Regions from separate parts of the Homo sapiens genome. Here region 1 is linked to region 2. A link is an interaction called in ENCODE POLR2A ChIA-PET data of the cell type or tissue named here. Cell type or tissue: MCF 10A. All regions are shown on one strand. Links, peaks and the distances in the headings refer to the core of each region. The heading gives the core; the rest is flanking DNA.

Evidence for each region. ChIA-PET counts read pairs that join two places held together with the same protein. Peaks named below come from ENCODE experiments on the same cell type or tissue, not always from the same donor. Only the 100,000 strongest peaks of a DNase experiment are listed, where the experiment ranks them.
Region 1: POLR2A ChIA-PET joins it to region 2 with 6 read pairs; 3 of 35 experiments call an interaction of 5 or more read pairs at or near these places.

Annotation. Positions count from the first base shown.
Region 1 is chr13:36,093,355-36,100,988 of GRCh38, reverse strand. The region is part of intron 3 of DCLK1 (doublecortin like kinase 1); the gene reads left to right. Among named protein-coding and RNA genes, the nearest start is that of DCLK1, 34 kb to the left of the region's middle. In MCF 10A, for the core only: no CTCF peak of the experiment used is centred there; no DNase peak of the experiment used is centred there.
Region 2 is chr13:35,991,414-35,999,047 of GRCh38, reverse strand. All of the region lies in intron 3 of DCLK1 (doublecortin like kinase 1), which reads left to right. Among named protein-coding and RNA genes, the nearest start is that of DCLK1, 140 kb to the left of the region's middle. RefSeq lists an enhancer at 5,065-5,566. In MCF 10A, for the core only: no CTCF peak of the experiment used is centred there; a DNase peak (open chromatin) is centred at 4,337.

The DNA of each region.
Region 1 (7,634 bases), core at 1,687-6,686, 100 kb before region 2:
TGGGCTGTTTTTAAGGTGTGCAGGAATGGAGGGGTAACTTTTGAAAATAATTTCCAGCTATAATAATTTTCTAGACATGCCCAAGGATTTAGTGGCCAACAGTCTTACGTACTGCAGACTTGACTATGGAAAACAACAATGGATGGGATAAACTGGTGTGAAGGAACCACCTAGTGATCAGAATTAGAGTGATTTTCTTATAACACAGCCTGGGAGGTTAAGAGACTGAGGGGGTGTCGCCTATTTAATTCAGCTGGCAGCTGGCAGGGGCTGCCCATGACTTAGGGCAGACAGGGCTTTGCAAAAAGCCATACAATGCCCAGCGACCCCATTAACAGGGCCTTTTTTGAATGGGAAGGTCAATTCCATTTCTGAGGTTATAGCTCTAAATTAGGGAAAAAATAATAAGCCCTAGAAATAAGTGGGGTCTGTATACAAAGAACCAGTAAAAGGTTCGTTTCTGTCGTTGGTTGATACAGTGCCCCTGGGAAGAGTAAAATTACTGACATATTTCTCAGGCCATTTCTGGAATTGGTCTCCTGTGAAAGGAATAGCGCAGGCTTATTGTATTTTGTTTCCTGGTAACATCATCATTTTTGTTTGTTTGTTTGAGACAAGATCTCACTCTGTCACCCAGGCTAGAGTACAGTGGTGTGACCTTGGCTCACTGCAGCCTCCACCTCCTGGGCCCAAGCAATTCTCTGACCACAGCCTCCCAAGTAGCTGGGACTGCAGGTGTCCACCACCATGCCTGGCTAATTTTGTGTGTGTGTGGTTTTTTTTTTTTTTTTTTTTTTTTTTTTTTTTTTGTAGAGACAGGGTTTTGCCCTGTTGTCCAGGCTGGCCTCGAACACCTGGACTCAAGCAATCCTCCTGCCTCAGCCTCCCAAAGTGCTGGGATTACAGGTGTGAGCCACCATGCCCGGCCAATCGTTTTCTTATATAGCAAAAATTGCTTTTCTCTTTATTTACATTGTGTGTCAAATTGGTAGACTTAGCCACTGTGTATTGAGAAAAAAACACATCCATTGATTAAATCCTTGCTGCATTTGGCAACAGTTTATAGGAAAAGGGAGAATTTCTGAAGATCATGCTATGATGCCTCTGGGATACGTTCAGTTGGAGAAAATCTAATCTCATGTATTATTGTATTGTACAGAGTGCCAATTATTGACAGTGACCATAAAAAACAAAGACCTGTTACAAAGCCTGTTAGGTGAACAGACTATTCACGGAGTTGTCTTTGGTTTTGCCAAATTGGATCAAGAGTTTCACCTGGGTTTTATTAAGATGATTGTGCTTTAGCTTTTTAACATAAATGTCTTTTAATGTTTAAAATGTGCAAGTCCTTGTAGACTTGTTAGATCCGGAAACATCGATTCAGCATGGATTCTGTGCCAGGCATTGGGAATACCTTAGTTTTCTTTCAGTGGGCAGTGGAAGACTTGGGAGAACTCCTCACAACAGAATCCTAAGGGAAGAGTCCTTTCAGACTCACTGCAAGTTTCATTACTAGAGAAACTTGCATTTTCACATTTGTATGTTCATGGGAGTATGAGATGATTGATACAGTTAATCTTATTTGAGGATGTCCTTGTACTGTTTGAAAATGTGACTGCCGAAACACTGTAACATTGCCTTCGTACTTTAAATAACTGAAAGATGTGTTTTATTTTATAGTTGAATTAATAACACTTCTAGCACATTAAGAATCCAAATAATGCTGGGCGCGGTGGCTCATGCCTGTAATCCCAGCACTTTGGGAGGCCGAGGCAGGCTGATTGCCTGAGGTCAGGAGTTTGAGACCAGCCTGGCCAACGTGGTGAAACCCCGTCTCTACTAAAAATACAAAAATGAGCCAGGTGTGGTGGCACGCACCTGTAATACCAGCTACTCAGGAGGCTGAGGCAGGAGAATCGCTTGAACCCAGGAGGCGGAGGTTGCAGTGAGCTTTGATCGCGCCATTGCACTCCAGCCTGGGCAACAAGAGCGAAACTCTCTCAAAAAAAAAAAAAAATCCAAATAATATTAAAAGCCTACTTTTGTGTACCAGCATGCTAATAAACAGATTTCCATTAAAATTAGTCCCTGTACTCTAAGCTTGTGGCATATTTTAGAAGCCCTTAAAATAAATACTAAATGTCCTAGCCCTCAGTTTTATGAGCCTGCACTTTCCCATTAAGATGTATTGGGAATCAGGTGTGTAAAGTTCCCATTCATTTTCTACCATCAGTTAACGTGAGAGGGAAGTTACTTTCAAAACTTTACAAGATTATCAAAATGCACGAGAACTTGACTTTGGAGATGTTTACACCCACATACCTACATTTTGGGGCACAAGAGAAATAGAGGAAGAACCAGAGGAAATGTGGATCTATTTTGAGGATTGGCAACTGTGTTTTCTAGGTCTTAAAATTACTTTTTTTTTGAAGACAAAAGTGAAGCTTTATGCTATGTATTTAAATAATTGCAAATCTCTCTCTCTCAGTGCTTCTCTCACCTGGAAGGACCAGTGTGAATGACCCCACTGTAAATGGATTCTGTTCATGTGACTTTTCGTTTGTCCTATTTGCCTTATAATTTGGTTTGACATCAGCTGAAGAAAGTGTGTCAGATCAGTTCTGGGATAGTGCACCAGCTCTGTGCCAGAAAATGAGTGATAACACCTTGTGTAATGAATCAAAAGTTGGAAGACATTTTCTGTTACAACAGCTGGAAACATTTTCTCCAGTTTACGTGAAGATTGCTGAGTAATTGGCATTCCAGGAAGGTAAAGGACCGGATCTGTCCCTGGGGGTGAGGCTTTGTAGAAAAGAATAAAATCATCTTGTATGTTGAATCCAGCCCAGGGATAATATCAATAAATGTAGAATAGCAGCTAGTGTTTCTTGAATGTTTACCGTATGCCAGGCACTAACTAAAATTTCGATTTTTTACCCCATTAACAGTATTATGGGAGTAGATACTATTGTTATCTCCCTTTCACAGATGCAGAATCAGGGGGAAAGTAACTGGCCCAAGTGATTAGTACCTGGTCAAGGCAGACTGACATTCTTAACCACAGTGTCATATCTGACATTATATAGTGTTTTCCAAATACTTTAAGTATATAAAATTCATGTGCATCTTTTTTTTTTTGGTAAGAATGCTCACAATTTATTGCTGAGCTTTATTGGTGTGCCTGCTGGAGTTTAAAAATACTTTTCTTCTGAAATTATCAAATTCCTGTGATTTGTCAGTCTTTAAACACATTGAGATTAATATACTACCCTGTTAAAAGGGTTAGACTGGGTTGCCAAAAGACAGTAAATGTTGAGAAAGCTACTGAAATGTCTTCTTTCAATTTCTTCTAAGTGTTTCTTGCTATTTTGATTCCTATTTGGATTGTTAATGATTATGAAAATAATCCATTTAGAGTAATTTTAAAAACTTAAGAATCTTACTTTAGATTATTATAAAAATTTATATTCCCAATAGTGGAAAAAGAACATTTTTAATGTAACTAACACATCACAGAGATATACAGTACAACTATTTTATAGAGTGTGAATATCGCAAAATTTAAAAACATGTCAACTTTAAAATAAAAAATGATTACAGCTTTATTAAGCTATAATTTTCGTACTACAAAAAGCACCCATTTTAAGTATATTATTTAATGATTTTAATAAATGCATAGAATCATGCAACCATCACCACATTCCAGTGTTAGACACTTTGACCAAGAAAGTTCCTTCATCTGCATTTGCAGTCAATCTGGGCTCCCACCCCTAGCCCAGCAGCCACTGATCTGCTTATTAGTCACATCAGCTTTTAAATGTTGACCTCATTTTTCTATCTGCTTTTATAGAAAAGTCTCCTTTCTACCTTCTAAGTCATTTGTGTAATTATGGATTCACTAAGTTCATCGCCTTTAACCTGTAACTGTAGCCTCCATCCTCTCCAGCTCGGTTTGACTAGCTCTGGGTTTTATTGAGGTTTTATAAGTAACTTATTACAGAGGTTATGTAGCCAGTTTCAGCACTGTGAGCCACTTATTATCTTTGCACTCTTTGCACATACGGCATTTCTGAGCTCACTCCAGACTTAGGTATCCAGGAGAAGAAAGCTTTCATGTTCATGGCAGGATGGAATAATTACTGTCTTCTAAGCCCTAGGGATGCTTCCTTGGGGTCTATTCTTCTCTCCTACCTTCTTGGGGCCCCATTTGGTGACATTTGCTTTGTTACAGTCCAAAATACCATTTATAAGCTGATTAGGTTTCACATGATATTAACATATTTCAAGCTGTGTATATCTTTTTGCATTTCATAGTTAAAATATGGCTTCCATGTGCTTTGTCTGTTCCTTGGATGAGATCCAATTATTTCATAATCTCTGTCATTCCCTCTTCATGGTGAGTTTCCCACTTGTCCTTTCATCACTTTGCTATTCAAGATCTTTGAGGACTTTTAAAAGATTACCTATTTCTTTCTTCTCAAGGAAAGAGACTTAATTGTGCATTTTAATATTCTGCCGTACAGTAAAGCTGCACCTGGGGGATTATGTTCACTGAACCATCATTGAAAATGCCTTTGTACTTCAGTGTTAAGATGCTGCTGGCCTTTGGATTCCAGAAAAGATTGTGTATTCAGTGTATACTTATCTTCTTTTTCTTGTTCAAGGCCATCTCTAAACCAAAAACAAGGACCGGTCTCCCCTGTGAAGCCTCTTACAAGATGGGAAAGAAAAGCTGGTCTCTGGCTGAGATTCAAAGGCCTTGGGCTTATATCTAGGCATAGTTCTGAGGTTAGTGAGGAACTGAGATTGCTTCCCAGATTTTTCTCCCTTTCTGACCTCCTTCTTGGTAATCTGTCTCTCCAAAGAACCAAAGGGGTTTTGGTGGTGGTTAGCTACATTAAAGAAAATTACATACAAAAAACCCTTTCAAAACCAATGGAACTTGTTTATAGTTTTTAACCCTCTCTTTTGGGGGCTTTATTATATAGGTCTTATTATTAAATTGAAATTAAATAAAATAGTGATTTAGTTTGTTTATTATATGGTTTATTGTAATTTCCTTTAGCTAAAGCTGACAACAGAAAATAATATCAATGAAATGGAAAAATTCTTTTAATTCCAGGAATTTAAGACAAAATCCTCTATCTTTAATTTAGTTTTTCTTATTTTATCTACAACAATGGCTCTTAAATTTTGGGGCTTGCATTCCCCTTTGAGAATCTTATGACTGCTATGGCCATATCCTCAAGAAAGTTATGCTTCTCAGATGAGGTAGCATTTAATTTTTCTACTATGTTTCTCAGCAGTGTTCAGTCTTTGACTCTCATATTTTGGGGGAAGGGGTGGTGGAATTTATATGTCCATGATATTTACTTATCCGGTGACATAAATCAAGTCTTGTTTTAGATCATCTTTAATTTTCTTGCATTAAGTAGTGGTTTTTTGGAAACATTTGGGAGTTTGAGCCCAGAAAGATATGAGAGAGCCGGGCACAGTGGCTCACACCTGGACTCCCAGCATTTTGGGAAGTTGAGGCGGGCGGATTGCCTGAGCTCAGGAGTTCGAGACCAGCCTGACCACCACAGTGAAACCCGTCTCTACTAAAAATGCAAAATATTAGCTGGATGTGGTAACACATGCCTATAGTCCCAGCTACTCAGGAGGCTGAGACATGAGAATCACTTGAACCTGGGAAGCGGAAGTTGCAGTGAGCCAAGATCACATCACGGCACTCTAGCCTGGGCGACAGAGTGAGATTCTGTCTCAAAAAATACAAAACAAAACAAAACAAAACAAAAAAAACAAAAAAAAAAAACAAAGAGAGAGAGATAGAGAGATATCAGAGGATACATTCTGCCACCTGTGTTCATTCATGACTGATTATCAAAAGAAATTTCTGGTTCTTGACAAAACATTTTCTGTTCATAGAGAAATTGTTCAGTTCAACTGGGCATGGGTTTGCTTTCTGTCACTTGCTGGAAATTCTTTACTGGAACAAAAAGTCTAGTGCTTGTGCATAAGGGAAGACATAGACATGTGGTCCTTCCTCACACCTGCTTCCTCACTCCTGCTTCCTTTTTGCTCCTCATTTTTCTTTTCCATCTTAACTTTTCCCCATCACTTGAGCCTTCAGTAAGTGTGAGATAATTTCACTTTTCTTCTCATGTGATTATTTCACTTACAGGAAATCATATTCCTGGCCCGAAATTGTTTCTTCTTTCACAGCAGATGCTCTCCAGGGCTCTTCATCATTTTGTCCTGAGCAATACATTTTCAAAATGTAAAGTGCTTCCCGGCTGATAGCTCTGGAGCCACTAGGGGGTTTAGGAATGTGGTGCAGTAACGACATTTGTCTTAATACCCTTTAAAAACTGTAAGTAAAGTATAATTATTGCTTAGAAACTTTTTCCTTAAAAAGGAATTGATTTTACAGCCACAGGGTGTATAGCAACTACCCATGACTGGCAGTTAGTGGGGATCAAGTAAGAGTCCGCATTTCTGAGTTGGTTTAATAACGCAACAGAACACCAACAGCTGATAGCTCCTGGTTTTGACCATTAAATTGCTTTAAATTGGTTTTATTCTAACTATCTGTTGTTAATTTTGTATTCATAACCATTGGTTAAATATAGGAGGTGAACAAGGAGCAGAATATAAATGACGATAATGCCAGCTTTTATAAAGCACGTTAAGGTGTTTCTAGCATTTAAGAAAATAATAATAAAAAGAAAATACAATGATAATTGAATCCAATGTAGCTTTTATTTACTGAGATTAAAACTGTCTGACTATGACTAAACAAGATGATTTGTGGAGGGGTGCAAAATTTATATCAGGTCAAAAAAGGCAGATTTTTAAAAAATGCTGTAACATATTTTAATTTGTCTACATTTTAATATAGACTTGACTCTAATGCCAAATAAGGTCTAGTCATTAAAAAAATTTTTGGCTGGGTGCCTGTAGTGCCATCTACTAAGGAGGATGAGGCAGGAGGATCACTGGAGTCCAGGAGTTTGATACCATACTGGACAATATGGTGAGACCCCGTCTCAAAATAATAATAATAATTTTTTGTGCTTAAATCATATATTTGCCATATAAATTAAAATTACCTGAAAATATGTAAGACAGGTTGATTGGGAAGAACAAACTTTGTCTTTATATTCCACAAATACTATCTAAGCTCTATTAATGTATTTCTAATTTTAAATATTTTATTTTAAATAACTATCACTAAAAAATGTCAAAATTATTCTAAAATTCCTTAGGGTATTTGAGAGGCTAAATAGTTCTGTGAAGGAATTCCTGAAAGAAAAAAAAAGGACTGGAAACATAGGGACATGGATTGTAGTCAGGTGATTGAATGATAATGTGCTAGCAATGACTTTGGGAATATCGAGGTCCTCAGGGGTCTCTAGCATGGTACTTTGCTTTGACCAGGTGCTTGGTAAATGTTTGTTCATTAAAAGAATTTATGTATATAATATATGGTACTTTAATCACACGGTGCTGTTTTCATTTAAAAACATGGAAGTCATGGTCTACTATATGGAAACTTAAGTAGGTGATTTGTAGCCACCATGGGAGCCCTTGGCTGGGAGATTCACTGTAGCAAATATCCTTTCACAGATCCA
Region 2 (7,634 bases), core at 1,695-6,694:
CCTGACTTCAGGTGATCTGCCTTCAGTGGCCTCCCAAAGTGCTGGGATTACAGGCGTGAGCCACCATGCCTGGCCTATTTGGGAAATTTTTTAATTGTACCTAAAAATCAAAATCCTTTATCACCATTGAAATTAGTGATTATCTTATTCTCATATATTTTGGATTCACTGCCCAGTGATAAAAAGCAGTAAATGTTCAGTATCTGTTGTAGCGAAATCTGTAATAATTGCAGCTTTAACTGAAACTCTTTCTGCATTGTACGTTCTCATCTCACCTGGAAATATTTTAGGGTGTAGCTCTGAAAAGGTTAGGGCACTTTTTTGAAAAGCATAATCACAATACCATTATCTTATGTTTGACAAATATTTATTGAAAGTCTGCAGTGCGCATGATAGTGAGTTTCTGTCAGGGAAGCAAGGAGAGACTAACGGATAAGGAGAGAGGGAAGAATATTTTGGTTGCCTAGAAATGATCAAGAAGACCACTCTGGACCCCAGAGTTTGGCATAAGTATGATGATTCTGAGTGGCTTAATTGGAGGGGAAGGGAGATTGGTAGAGACGCATCGGCTGGAGAACAGGGACCCGAAGAGGCAGAAGAGCTATTCGTATGGCTGTGAGGTGCCTCTGAAGAGCCATCAATGTGGGTGTGAGGTTTCTGCATTCGCAGGAGATATTGAATGGAGAGGATTATGAAAGGGCTCTATTTTTCTTTTTAGGATGATAAAACTCAAAACTATTGAAGGGCATTTTTATTTTAATAATGATATTATTTATCAAAATGTTTAGCATTTTCTGACAATAGGAGTGTATTGTGTCGTAGTTTTGTACTTTATCTTAAGGACGTTGTGAGTCAATTTTTCTTCTAAGACTCCTACACTTTCTTATACTTCTTAATTTTATTCAGAATTTAAAAAATTATGTTAAAATTTTAGGGCAGTTGAAGGGACACTAAAATACTCAAAAGGGGGTCAGTAACTAAAGCCACTGAGGAAGGTGGGAGTGGAGCTCAGCATGTCAAAAGAAGAATTGATCGAGTGATGATGCCACTCCAACAATGGTCTGGATCAGCAATCAGAACATGGGAAACTGCTGACCACACTTAGTGGGAAAGTAGACTGGTTGTGCTTTATATTAAATATCAGTAATAAGCTGGAATCAAAAATGCTAAACTTCAGATTGCTACACCAAGCTACCCAAAACACCCCAGGACCTATGCATTCTGGTTAGTCAAAACATTTCTGTATAATGGAACAAAGCAATTGCCAGTAGTTAATCCATGAGAAGCATACTTTGCTGTTTGGTTGGTTTTTTGCTTAGTTTTGGTTTGGGGGGAAGTTCTTTTATATCTGATTTAAAGACTATTACATTGCAAGTTTCATGACTTACAACCATAGTTGGAATGTTCTGTATGAGAAAGAATGTTTTCATTAGCAATCAGTCATTTTTAGGTTAGGACTGAACTAATCAGGCCAACACCACCTCATGATCATCGGTATTAAAAACTATTGATAGATGTAAACATGTGATTGGCTGTTTAACTGTTTTCCATTGTCAGAATGAAATTAACCTGTGAAATTAGAGCCATGCGTGTTCCATTCACACTGGAAAAAGCCAAGAGAGGGAAAATGTTCTTTGCCTCCAAAGCAAGTTTTTGAGATTTCTGCTCTACGATGATTTTCCCCTTAAAATGAGAGATGAGAAAAGAAATTAAAGATAATCATATCTGCCTAGGTTTTAGTTGGATTGGGGCCTATCTTCATTAGTAATAAATCTCATATTTCCTCATCATTAAAAAGAACTTGATCCAGACAATACATGCTCATGTTCAGTGGAGAAGATCACGAGATTATCCAAAGTGGGCTAGCCTTGGCTTTGCATTTGTGTATGGATGAGGCTGATATTGGATTTAATTTCAAACCACAAGGTGTAGCCCCAAGAGAAAGGAGCCATTCTGGAAACTAATTGGCTTTTTCCATCCTACCTTCAACTCAAACATCATTAAACTCTGTTTCTAGCAGGAGGAGACTGTTCCTGCATGCAGATGTAGGGAAGTGGTTAAGGGGCTTTAAAGGGCTTCACTGCATGTAAAATAAATAACACAGGAATCAGAGTGTTAAAAATAGAAGCTCTGAGTAAATAGCTATAGCTTTGTGGCCAACAGGTCGAATGCTCACTCTCAGTATTAAATGGGCAAAAATAAAGTTATGCTGTCCATATGGATGAAAGCAAAGCATGTATAAAAGATGATGCACAGAGTGGATAATACCCTTCAGATAAGTGGTGTATTAATCAGGGTTCTCCATAGAAACAGAACCAATAGGTTGTGTGTATATATATATATGGAAAGAGATTTGTTTTAAGGAACTCACGTGAACATCGAGACAGGCAAGTTCAAAATACTCAGGGAGGGCTGGCAAGCTGGAGACTCAGGAAGAGCTGATGTTGCAGTTCAAATCTGCTAGAATGGCCTCCTGCTTGTGGAGGTCAGCCTTTTGTTCTATTCAAGCTGTCAACCAATAGATGAGGCCCACCTGCATTACAGAGGGCAGTCTGCTTTGCTCAAATTTAGCAATTTAAATGTTAATCTCATCTAAAAACACCCTCAAAGAAATGTGCAGAATAGTGCTTGACTACATACCTGGGCCCCGTGGCCCAGCCAAGTTGACACATAAAATTGACCACCTCAAGTGGGAATGGGCATTGCACATGGTGCTGTTTGCAATACCAGCACACTGAAGCGAATGATGAAGACGGGAGGCCTTAATCTATCTCTCCTTCTTAAAGCACTGATGATTTTATTTACAACTAAAATAGGTTGGCAGGGTGCAGTGGCTTACGCCTAGAATCTTAGCATTTTGGGAGGCCGAGGCGGGTAGATCCCCTGAGGTCAGGAGTTTGCAACCAGCATGACCAACATGGTGAAGCCCCGTCTCTACTAAAAATACAAAAATTAACTGGGCGTGGTGGTGGGCACCTGTAATCCCAGATGCTTGGGAGGCTGAGGCAGGAGAATCACTTGAACCTGGGAGGCGGAGATTGCATAATATTTAACTCCAGCCTGGGCAACAAGAGTGAATGAAACTCCATCTCAAAAAATTAAAAAAAAGAAATAATAAAATTAAAATAGATGAAAATATTGTTGGCCTTAAGTAAAGCCTAATATAGAAGATATTTTAGGAAAACTGTTGTAATCTTATTGCTTATGTTTGTAACATTTCTGCTAGATTTGCATTTATAAGAACAGCCAGGAAACAAAGATTTATGGTAAAAACGTGTGATCTCACGTACGTGGGTTAGTTTATCTTTTTTGAGGTTGTCTCTCACAGCCTGCTGCTAAAAATAAGCAGTCTTCTATTATTTGCTCACCTGTGATTTAGTCAGAAAAGCCAGTGTATTCTAATGAGTTGGGAAGAGGTGAAATTTCCATTCAGAATGGTAATTTTCTGTTAATCATCATTGAAACTGAAGAGCCTCCCAGATTGTTCCTCAACATTTGAATTGGCCTCAGTAAAAATGAAAGAAGACAAAGGAACATTTATATGAAAGTAAAATGTTCTTATTCTTTCTGGTTTTGCTAATAAAACTACCAGATTGGTTTCCTTGTCTTTGTCCTCTGATCTGTTTACATTCCTTTTATTATATTTTGGTGTGGCCCATTAAAAATATTGCCCCATACTAACTAGTATATTGAAAACGGATAGAATTAGATTTCGTAATAAAGTGAACTTAGTTCACTCAAATGTTAAGTCATTTCCTCCACTGAATCCTTGTAGACACAGGCATTTGGATTGTATCTTTACAATATGATATTGGAAAAGATGAGGGAATATTGGTAATTTGAGGTGAAAAAGAAAACTCTTATAATTGAATGTGGATGCTTTGTCTCTTCTTGGAGCAGAGGTTTAAGAAAGAAAAGGAAGAAACTCCACCACTACAAAGCTACCTTGGAGAACACTTAGACAAAAATTTCTCAGAGCATATGCTATTTGGTGAAAATTCACAAATTGCTCTTCATAGCTTTCTGAATTTGTGTCATATCTGCATTTTAAAATTGAATGTGCTGCAGTTCCAACCTGTATGCTTTTGAATGAACCTTAATGATGGGCCATTTCTTATTGCCGTCATCTGTGCCTTTCATTGCTGATTTATGTCAACTTCCTTTAAATGCATTGTGGTATTTAGGCAGTGGATAAGATAGTAATGCCATCGCATGCTGGTTGCTTAATGATGCAATTGCTTGAAAATTTAAAGCCCATAATAGCTTTAGGTCAGGTTCAGAAGTTCATGTTCCATGCCAGACATTTGAAGACTGAATCAGAGCCCGAGCACTGCCAAAATCATGCCACATTTGTCAAGCCTGGCCTTGGGTAAAAGCTGTTGGAAGCCGCCCATTCATCCAAGCCAATCACTGATAATGAAGCTTGAGGGAACATGAAATATCTTTTCTAAAAAGAACAGACAACCTCACCAGTTGGCTGCCTTTTTTTTATTTTTAGTATAATTACCAGGGGCAAACTGTCTTGCAGAATTGCTATCTTATATTAGCTTTGAGTTTGTGTTCTTGAGACCTGATGCAAGGATGTTTTATTAGCTAAGAATATGTGGTTTGAGGTCAGCTGAACATGATTCTTTCAGGTTTTTCTTGTGGGCTGTAATGTGATTGACTATTCTGTGGTGTGGAAGCTTACAGCTAGAAAAGAAACTTCAGGAGAACCACTTTCCTGTTTTCACGCTTATATTTTATCTGACTAATTCGCTTGGCTCCTGCCACAAACATCCATCAGTGAACAGACTTCTGCTACAGGGAAAGTTCTAGAAGAGCTGCCCACCTGGAACACTTCAGTCAAGCCTGAAGCTGGAATTGTAAAGTGTGACTGATTCCAAAATCACCATGCCCCAACCTACTCCTGCTAAATGTTAGATTTTTTTTTTTTTTTGGAAGCTGCATGTTACTTTTCCCCTTTTCTTTTTTTCAAAGGGCTCATAGTATTGGTTCCAGTATCTCAAAAGGATGTTTTGCAGATGAGAGAAAAGTACTTGAAAGAGTCTGAAACGCTGGAAGGACTAGAGATGTTAACTGGTCACTTTCCCTCACTCCTGCCTTTCATATTCCACACTCAGGTCTTTAAAGACTTTGGCTTTGAAGAGAGGAAATGAAATATGGGAGCCTCAAGGCTGATACTTATCCTAGCTTTTTTTTTTTTTTCTCATGAGTGTTCAGAGAAAGGAATTGAATTTGAATTCTCTGAAGCACCATATGATAGGTAGTTCTGATTAAGTTGTGGCTAGATGTCTTTGATGATGTTATTACCATCATCAAAAAAATGTTAACTAATTCCTCATGTATGTAAATCTTTGTAATTCAGAACACACTCACTTTACCTGATTCTCACAACCACTTGGTAATGAAGGCACGGCAGGTACTGGTTTCATCCTCATCCCCCAATGTGTAGATGCGGAAACTGAGGATGAGAGGTAAACCTTTCCCCAAGTTTCACAGATAGTAAGTGGCAAGTCTAAGACAAATCATGCTACGTCCAGTGCTTTTCCTGTATTTTATGCTGCCTCCTGCCTTCTGTCAGCAGATTTTGGTGGCTGTTGGAGGAAAGAAAATTATAAGAAAAATTATAAGAAAAGATCCTTGCTCTTGATGAGTTTAAGGTCTACCTGGAGAGACAGAACTGAGGCATGAAAGAGACAAAGAAGAATGCAAGGTAGGCTGTGCTAAGTGTTCAGTCAGTAGTTTTGAGGTTACTTGTTGCTGGAGCGTCATGTAGGAGAGGTGATTGATCGAAGGCAGGGACAGCAGAGAAAGCTTTCGGGAGGAAGTGAGAGTTGAGTTGGTCTTGAAAGGAGAGTAGGTCTTAGATAAAAGAGAGCAGAGCAGCTTGAGCAACTGTATCACAGAAGCAGATGCATATGACAGTGCGTAGGAGGCTGAGCAAGCAATTGTGCTGGACCCACATATTACATCAGGGAGACATTGCAGGCAAGGCTGCAGAAACAGCAAAAGGACCAGGATGTGAAAATCTTGAATGCCTGAATTTGGATTTAATCCATTAAATAAGGAGAAGATATCCAGGGCTTCAGAGCAGTAGCTTCATGTGTATAATCGATTAGAGACTGGAGATCACTGATGGGGGAGTAGTATATCAGTGCAGTTCATAAAGGTGGTAGAATTAAAATAAAGGAATGAATGACCAGGTCACACAAAGGAAAAAGGATCAGGATTTTCAGGGGAAAGAGGAGAAATAGAGTGATCATAAAATGTATTGTCCAACCTAGGACATTTTCCAAGACAAATGCTACACTGGTCAGGACAGTGGGAAAACAGGCACAAACTGGGACTTTCCTAGGCAAATTGAACATATGATCATACTGGTCAACAATGATGCTGGGGTTTTGAGACTGGGGCATTTGTGGTCATTGATAGAAGGAAAATCAGCAAGGCCAGTGATCTTGGATTTTAAGCTTCAAGATGACTGCAGTAAGTCAGGAGTAGATTTCCAGTGCAAAGTTAGAAATGCACAAAACTTGTCTGTATAACCCTTTGTTTCACCTTTCACTCCTCTTTTAAGCCCCCAACATTAAAAAAAAAAAAAGCACTTTCTTTTGAAGGAAGCAAACAAAGTAAGGAATGGCAGCCACATCCTAGTACTGTCAACATGTTGCATTGTAATTCTCCATTTTGAAACGTGAGCCTGGATGTACTGTCAGGAACTCCTCATCTTTGTGAGACTATGGCTTGCAAAAGCAAATCCTTGCATGTTTTCCCACATCCGAGGGGATCATTTGTCTCTGAAGTGGATTCAGACTACTTTGCGTTTCAAAACAGAATTGAACGTCTGTCAACCTGTTAAAAATTGAGATTTTCAGAAGGAAGAAGTGCGAACTAGAAGGCATGAGTGTGGGAACCCCTATAATCTATGATTTCATTATAGATCAAAAAGAATTTGTTCATTAATTATCAGTTAGCTTGGGACTTTTCAGAGAGGCAATTAAACCAAAATCTACTGAGCCAGGGTAATCATAAAACATAATTTTTATAATTAAATATGTCATTTAGGCTTTTATTTGACATTTTAGGTGATTTATGTGGCACTTTCCAGGCATTAGAAAAAGCTTGATCAATGCCGTGTATAAGATCTTCCTAGCATTACCCCCAAATAGATGAGTAACTTGTCATATGAGGTTAGAACAGGGTAGGCAGTTTCAAGCTCACAAAATGATCTGGAATCAGACCTGGATTTGCTAATGGGGGGAAGAGAAGAATCTTTTCCTCTTCCATCCTAGGTTCACAGCTGAGGCCCCTATAACAAGAGATAGTTTAATGAGAGAAAAGCATGCAAATTTACTTAATACAAGTTGTTGTTGTTGTTTGTTTGAGATAAGGTCTGTCTGTTGCCCAGGTTCTAGTGCAGTGGTATGATCACAGCTCACTGCAGCCTCGACCTCTTAGGCTCAAGTGATCCTCCCAGCTCAGCCTCTCAAGTAACTGGGCATGCACAGCCATGCACCACCACACCTGGCTAATTTTTTAAATTTTTCATAAAGGTGAGGTCTCATTATGTTGCTCAGGCTGGTCTCGAACTCCTGGGCTCAAGTGATCCTCAGCCTCAGCCTCCCAAAGTG